2 separate regions of the Homo sapiens genome follow, and region 1 is linked to region 2. A link is a loop called in an ENCODE intact Hi-C map of the cell type or tissue named here. Cell type or tissue: mammary epithelial cell. All regions are shown on one strand. Links, peaks and the distances in the headings refer to the core of each region. The heading gives the core; the rest is flanking DNA.

Region 1 (3,813 bases), core at 813-3,312, 570 kb after region 2:
CTCTGGGTCCTCAGCACAGAGAAAAGGAAAGACATGGAGGACAAGGGAGGTTTTGTGGGCCAGGCCTGAAAAAGAGGTCCCATTTCTCTGGCCAGACTGGGAACAGTGGTGTAGTAGACAAAATAAGGGCTCTCAAAAATGTCCATGTCCTCATCCCTATGTGAACCTGTGAGCATGTTGCCTTAAGTACCAAAGAGACTTTGCAGGAGTGATTAAGGTCAGAGTATTTGTCAGACCTCTGAGCCCAAGCTAAGCCATCATATCCCCTGTGACCTGCACGTATACATCCAGATGGCCTGAAGCAAGTGAAGAATCACAAAAGAAGTGAAAATGGCCAGTTCCTGCCTTAACTGATGACATTCCACCATTGTGATTTGTTTCTGCCCCACCTTAACTGAGCGATTAACCTTGTGAAATTCCTTCCCCTGGCTCAGAAGCTCCCTGACTGAGCACCTTGTGACCCTGGGCCCTGCCCTCCGGAGAACAACTCCCTTTGACTGTAATTTTCCACTACCTACCCAAATCCTATAAAACGGCCCCACCCCTAATCTCCCTTCGCTGACTCTTTTCGGACTCAGCCCGCCTGCACCCAGGTGATTAAAAAGCTTTATTGCTCATACAAAGTCTGTTTGGTGGTCTCTTCACACGAACGCGCGTGACAGTCTTAATATGAGATGATACTGGGTTATACAGGTGGGCAAAGAGGGCCAAACAAAACAAAACAGAACAAATCAAAAACAAGGAAACATGAAGATAGAAACAGGTTGGAGTGACTGTCCTTGAAAGCAGAAGTAGCTACACTCCAGGGAATGCAAGTGGCCTCTTGAAGGTGGAAACGGCAAAGAAAAGGATTCTCTCCTGAAGCCCCCATGAGAAAGCGGCCCTGCCAGCACTGTCAGACTTCTGACCTCCAGAACTGTAAGAAAACAAATGTATGTTGTTTCAAGCCATTAAGTTTGTGGTTGTTATAGCAGCCATAGGACAAGTGGTCCAGCCACATGCCAAGGAGGAAAAGACAACAGAATTTGGTAACTAACAGCAGCCTTTTCCTCCATGGATGAATCAATCCCATCCTTTCTGCTGCAGCCAGCTCTGTCACTTTCATGCTGGGATATTACTACCATTCTACCATATTACTACCTACGGCCTTTTACCTGGCCTAGCTTTGGCGGCCCTCACGCTGGTTTCACCTCACACCAACGTCTTCCCCAGTCTGCACCAGAGTGGTTCTCCTAAATTATATGCCAGACCACGTCACTCCTTTGCTTAAAAGCTCCTGTGGCTCTTACAGAAGAAAGTCCAAAATTCTCAGCCTGGCATTCCAAGTCCTCTGTAATGTGGCTCCTGTCTGCCTCTCCGTCCTTACCCCTCAAGCATCATCTCTCCCGTGAGGGTGAAATGCTAGGGTGATAAGCGGAGTAGACGCCAGCAGATGGGGGTCAAAGGGGCTTGGGTGGGTGCTAGCAGTCCCAGCCAGGGCTTCTATCCTTCCTCCCACTCAGCTTCACCTCAGGTGCCACCTCCTGTCAAGAGAGAGAAAGCCAGGGAAAGGCTTCCAGATGTGAGAAAGGATTTGAGAAAAGTTGCCTCATATACCAATAAATACAATCCAAAGGAGCTTGTTCAAAGTCTAAATCATTAAAAGTACAAGCCCAAACAAATTGTTATTGATTCCCTTGGTTACCAAATTCCTTAGCATGCCAGGCTGGACAGTCATCCCCAGCAAGCTGCATTTGTTGATTTTCTTGGTGTGAAAATGAATCCACAGTACTCCCCAGTGGGGAAATGCCTGGGATGTCCAAGAGAGAGACTAAGGAACTTTCAGAGATTCCAAGCCCTGCTCCTAGCTGATGAGTTGGTGAGCATAACAAAGACATGCGCTCAGGCAAAACTGCAGGGAAGGCAGGAGAGTCATGTCCACTGTCACACCCACCGGCCTTTCTCAGCCCAGCGCTTCCTCCTCCAGTCCCAATACTCCCCAGGTATTGCCCCAAACTTTGGACTGTGACTTATACTCTGTGCCTCCTCCTTTCCTAAGCCCTGTTCTTTCTAAATGACAAAGGACAGCAAGTCAGTTAATCATGTAATATTAGACTTACAGAATCTTAAAATGCAGGTTTTAAGTAATTTTTGCAAAAATTGTGGAAAAGGACAGAGTGTAGGGAGTAATCATCTGTAAAGTCTACTAACCTACTACTATCATTTTGATATATTCCATCTTAAACTTTATTCGTATGCATATTTTAACATATCATAAATACAATTGTGCAACAGCTGCATAGTCCTCCCAGGCATCATTTAATGGCCTCATAATATTCCTTCCAGTAAATTCTTAGCAGTCTTACAAACTGCTCCCGATTTTTGGATGTTAGAGCTATGTCTAATGTTTTACAATTTGCAAATAAGCCCTGATGCATGCCTCTTTTTCTATATTTTAAAAATTGTTTTCTGCCAGGTGTGGTGGCTCACGCCTATAATCCTAGCACTTTGGGAGGCTGAGGTGAGAGGATTGCTTGAGCCCAGTAGTTCAAGACCAGCCTGGGCAACATAGGGAGACCCTGTCTCTACAAACAAACAAACAAAACAAATACAAAAATTAGCCGGGCATGATGGTACATGTCTGTAGTTCCAGTTACTCAGGATGCTGAGGTGGGAGAATCATCTCAGCCAGGGGAGGTCGAGGCTGCAGTGAACTGTGTGTGCCACTGCACTCCAGCCTGGGCAAGAGTGTGAGACCCTGTCTCAAAAAAAAAAAAAAAAAAAAAATTTCCTTAGACCAGATTTCTAAAAGTAGAATTTCTGGGTCAAAGTGTATGAAAATATTTAAAGCATAATACATTTGGTCAAATTGCATTTAAAACATTGTACAAATTTAAAGCACAATGCACAAAGGAAAAGAATATATCATTGAAGTATTTTTTTATTTCATATTAGTGTTTAACAATCATTTCAAATATATGTTTGCTACTTTAATTAGCAAGAGGAAAAAACAAAAGTGTTTTGGAGTTGGAAGGAACCTCAGATGCCTAGCAGTTCCCAAACGTGGCTGCACATCAGAATTACCTGAAGAGTCTTTAAATAATATGAGTTCCCGAAAGCTCCTTGGAGAAATGGTTGTTTTAGGTGTGGAGTAAAAAATGTACAAGATGAGGCTGGAGAATTTGTCATTTCAGAAAACAAGCTATGAAAGAGTAATGTCATGTGTCAAAGGGACTTCAGGAGCCAACTTGAAGAGGCTCTCATTGGCCAAAGAGGGGAATTCTAAGGATAAAAATTGTGATGGATTGCCGGACGCGGTAGCTCACACCTGTAATCCCAGTACTTTGGGAGGCCAAGGTGGGTGGATCACCTGAGGTTGGGAGTTCAAGACCAGCCTGACTGACACGGAGAAACCCCGTCTCTACTAAAAATACAAAATTAGCCAGGCATGGTGGCACATGCCTGTAATCCCAACTGTTCAAGAGCCTGAGGCAGCAGAATCGCTTGAACTCGGGAGGCGGAGGTTGCAGTGAGCCAAGATTGCACCACTGCCTTCCAGCCTGGGCAACAAAAGAGAAACTCCGTCTCAAAAAAAAAAAAAAAAAATTGTGATGGATAAAGCACATCAGTATAAAATCCATGAGGTTGTAATAATACTAAAAATAATAATAAAACTTTAGTGGTCACTTTAGAGAATGGTAATAATATCCCAGCATGAAAGTGACATTGAAAACTGGAAAATAAAGGAAAAAATCAAGCATTGAGGCTGCCTTTCTTATATGAACTGTACTGTGGAGTAAGTCAATAGTAGGTGAGGAAGTTTCTCTATATTAT
Region 2 (3,813 bases), core at 788-3,287:
ATGAATGCATTGATTTGAGCAAGAAGTTGTGCACAATGGTTACTAGTTGGTTGAGTGAATTATAGCATATTAATATCATGGAACCCTATGAAGTCATTTAAAAAATAATAAAGAAAAAATATATTGATGGGAAAAGATATTCACAATACATTTTTAAGTAAACAGGAAATTTAATATATAATATTTATATTTAATAACTATCAAATAAGAAAATTTAATATATAATAAGATCTAGCTTGGTTAAAAATTCACAGCCAAATTTATATGTGCAAATGCACCTAAAATTATATATTATATATACTAACATACATTATATGTATTATATATGAATATAATTATATATTATTAAATTTTATATATTTTATTATACCTGTATATATAAATAACATATAACATTTGTATTATTTATATATAAATTACATGGAGTCAGAAGTGTTATGTGGAATCACAAGTGATTTTTATTTTTTTCTTTTGGCTTGCATATATTTACCAAAATAGAGCAAACTACTTATGATAGACTCTGGTCCCAAAAATCCCCATTAACATACTTAATAATTGGCAATGTTCATTTAAGTGCAGATTGCACAGAGGTAGAAGTCTGAAATTCTTTTGCTACCCATGATAGAAGAGAAAGAAGATGTTGGCTGTTTTGGGCCATTTATCTGCAAAACAGAAATACTGCTATTGTTGTACTGAAACCTACTCATAAAATAATTCCACAGTGTGCAAATGCCTCCAGGTTTTCTTAGAGATAAAATAAGTATCTCATTAAACAGCTGACTCTTGGATGACAATAAATACATACTAGATGTCTTTATTCCCTGTTAAGTAAATGCTTATAAGGAAATTCGATGTCATCAATTATTTAAAAAGATGAAGAAATGGAGCACCAATTTTGTCTTTTTAAATGAGACTGTTATGCTGCAGAGAAGTTCTTGCTAGATAATGTCATTTAAAGTGTGATACCAGTGAACGCTTGGCACTTTGAGTGGCATTTTGAAAGACTACATTTCTTACCGCCCATGTATCTTGAGGGAAATTTAATATGGAAGGTAATTGGATGGCTATAAGACTCAAGCAACCGTGGAACTGAGGGGAACCTTGAACTATCATCCAACCGTTCAAGAGAAATGTACTGAGGATCAGTATGTGCCAGACATTATGCCAAGTGTTGGTGACAAAGACTGGATGGGCATAGCCACTCATCTCGGCCCTCAATAACTCCTCACTGAAGTAGGCAAACAATATCTATAAAGGGATTTAATATGCGTAACAAAACCTCACCCTAGAAACCATTTCAGAAAATAGCTTACATGTATAGGGTTTGGTTATAAAAATATATTCCTAAAATAATTCCATTTTTTCTCTTGGTAACGTCATCTTGAAGTAGATTTCGAGTTCCTTAAAGGCAAATTTTCTCCATCCCTCACAACACATAGGCAATTATTTGGTAGGTTCTCCAATAACTACTGAATGAATGAGTTCATAGACCCCTTCAGAAGCAGATGGGGAGACGTTTTATAATACTAATCATTAAAACCTCTTCCAGAGATAGATATTTCATGTTCATTCTGCTTCTTCCAACTATTTGAAAAGCCTTGTTAGAAACCCTCATTAGTGCTCCTCCAATTTGACCCATAGTTGTAAACACAGAGGTGATAAGAAGCTGTCCCCTTTTGATCAGAATTAACTGAAACTGTTATCACAACCAGAGGTATATTTCTCATGAATCTGCTTAACTTAAGAACAAGTTTCTTATATCTTGACACATCTTTCTGAAGGTAATTCACTTTGATATTTGCCTTGAAAACTGATAATCAGCATGAAACTCATTTATTTTGATGCCTGTCTAGATACTGGGGTGATACATAATTAAAAAAAAAAAAAGTTATGGCTGTTTTTGCTTAAGGACTCCTTGTCTTGGGAGTCAATTTCATGCTGACTTCATTTTTCAGACACCAGGTGGCATCACATGGCAGGAATGGCAAGGCCACCCTGGGATCTTTAAACAGAGGCTGGGAAGCAGTGCTCAGCTGAATTCCAGCTTTAAGTTGTGTGCTCGGTGTGCTGCCCACACCCCTGCCTGCTGCTGCTGTCTTGTTTGTTTTTCTCTCATTCCTGTTCCCTGGTTCCTGACTCTGGCATCTCCCCTACCCTACCTCTTAATGTCCCTGTTCAGATTACTGGGACTTGACCTTGATTATATTCTGTGACTCTGTCTTTTGTCTCACGGATGAGATCTGACATTCACTGGCAGCGTCTCCAGAACTCTACCCCGTAACTTAGAACTTGCTTTGCTCGTGTCAAGTCATGCGTGACAAATTGGCCTACCAAAAATAAATAAAAGAAATCCATGTGGATGGTTTCTTATCTCAGTTCCAATGTACTTTAATTTATTGGTATATAAGTCAGATGCAAGTGATGAAAGTGATAGAAACCCAATTCAAATTAGCTTCAGCAAAATTTGTCCACTGGCCTGTTTAACAGGGATTGAGCTGACTCTGGACATGCCAGGCTTAAGACTTCAAACATGGCTGTCTATCTGTTCTTTTTCTCTCTTGGCCCCGATTGTCTCTGAGTGCTAGCCTCATTCTTTCATGGTGCAGATAGATAGCTTACTCTAGAAAGCAGGAGAAGGTGACTAATGGCATCTCCAGGCTTACTTTTTTTTTTTTTTAGCTCAAAATAACATTTCATTCTCCCAATATTTGCATATCAGTCACAAAGACTCTGTTTGCCTCTGCTTGTATCAGAAGATCACCCATAAGCCAATCACATAATACTCGAAGGGAATTAAACAAGGTCACTGGTCAGATCTGAGTCACATTCCCATCCCTGTGACCAGTGACATGGAATCCATTATTGGAAGAAAGTGGTTGGAGGACAAGTAAGAATAATAACAACCATATTTCATGATCCTAGAATGTTCAGAACATGGTGGATTAAAATGATAGGTCCTATGCACTAAAAACTCAAAGAAAGGCTTTATTTTAAAAAGCGAACATTACTAAATGTAGAGTTGATTTTGAAGGAGAGAAAAGGAAATTCTCCAAGTGTGAGAAACAAGAGAAAAATCACAGCAAGAGTGGGAAGCTGCCACTGTCAGTGGCCATGTGATTTTATATGGCATATACTGCCCAGAGGTTTTGGAGCTGGAATCCCATTTCCATGTGGAAATCAGAACCCTGTCTAAAGGTTCACTCATGGTAATACAACTTGAGCAAAGCTCTTTGAATAGGGCCTGCAATTTCAAAGTGTTCCTTCAGTCACATAGACTGTGTAGAGCAGCCTTAAGAAATAGCAACGAAACTTGCCATCTATCTGGAATTTGAGAAATCAAAATCCCTAGCCTGGGCAGTTGTGATACAGGAAATGTAAGCCAATAAATTAACATGGAGAGTTTTCAGGACTATTGAAACAACTGTCACAGCCGTATCCCCTCTTCCTATTTCCAAATACACTGAAACTGCCCTGAGGTGATACTTTCACATCCCAGGTACATAGAAATCCCACTTAAAAAACAGAATCTTTTCTGAAAATGAGCTCACAATAAAAAATGTACAGGCCGCAAGAAGAATAACTCCACCATGTTGAGCAAAGGAAGGAAAGAAAGGAGATAAGCAAAACAAAAGTAAATCAGAAGGACAAGCACCCTAAGGAACTAAACAAAAATTACAAAAATATGAGAAAGATTATCAAATGAGCACACTAAAGAGACTAAAGAGGTAAACAGTGGAGTGGGGAAAAATTAGAAAAGAATGGTATAATAGGAAAAAAAGAACTTTTCAAAATGAAAAGTGCAAATATTGACAT

Evidence for each region. Peaks named below come from ENCODE experiments on the same cell type or tissue, not always from the same donor. Only the 100,000 strongest peaks of a DNase experiment are listed, where the experiment ranks them.
Region 1: it touches region 2 in a loop (9-fold over the local background); 11 of 110 quality-filtered maps call a loop at or near these places.

The regions. Positions count from the first base shown.
Region 1 is chr3:143,069,168-143,072,980 of GRCh38, reverse strand. No RefSeq gene overlaps it. Among named protein-coding and RNA genes, the nearest start is that of CHST2, 49 kb to the left of the region's middle. RefSeq lists a silencer at 408-606 and an enhancer at 1-753. In mammary epithelial cell, for the core only: CTCF peaks have their summits at 1,533 (motif pointing left) and 1,766; a DNase peak (open chromatin) is centred at 1,680; H3K27ac peaks cover 533 bases.
Region 2 is chr3:143,642,839-143,646,651 of GRCh38, reverse strand. All of the region lies in intron 6 of SLC9A9 (solute carrier family 9 member A9), which reads left to right. The region is part of intron 1 of LOC102724120 (a long non-coding RNA gene); the gene reads right to left. Among named protein-coding and RNA genes, the nearest start is that of SLC9A9, 200 kb to the left of the region's middle. In mammary epithelial cell, for the core only: a CTCF peak has its summit at 1,963 (motif pointing right); a DNase peak (open chromatin) is centred at 1,981.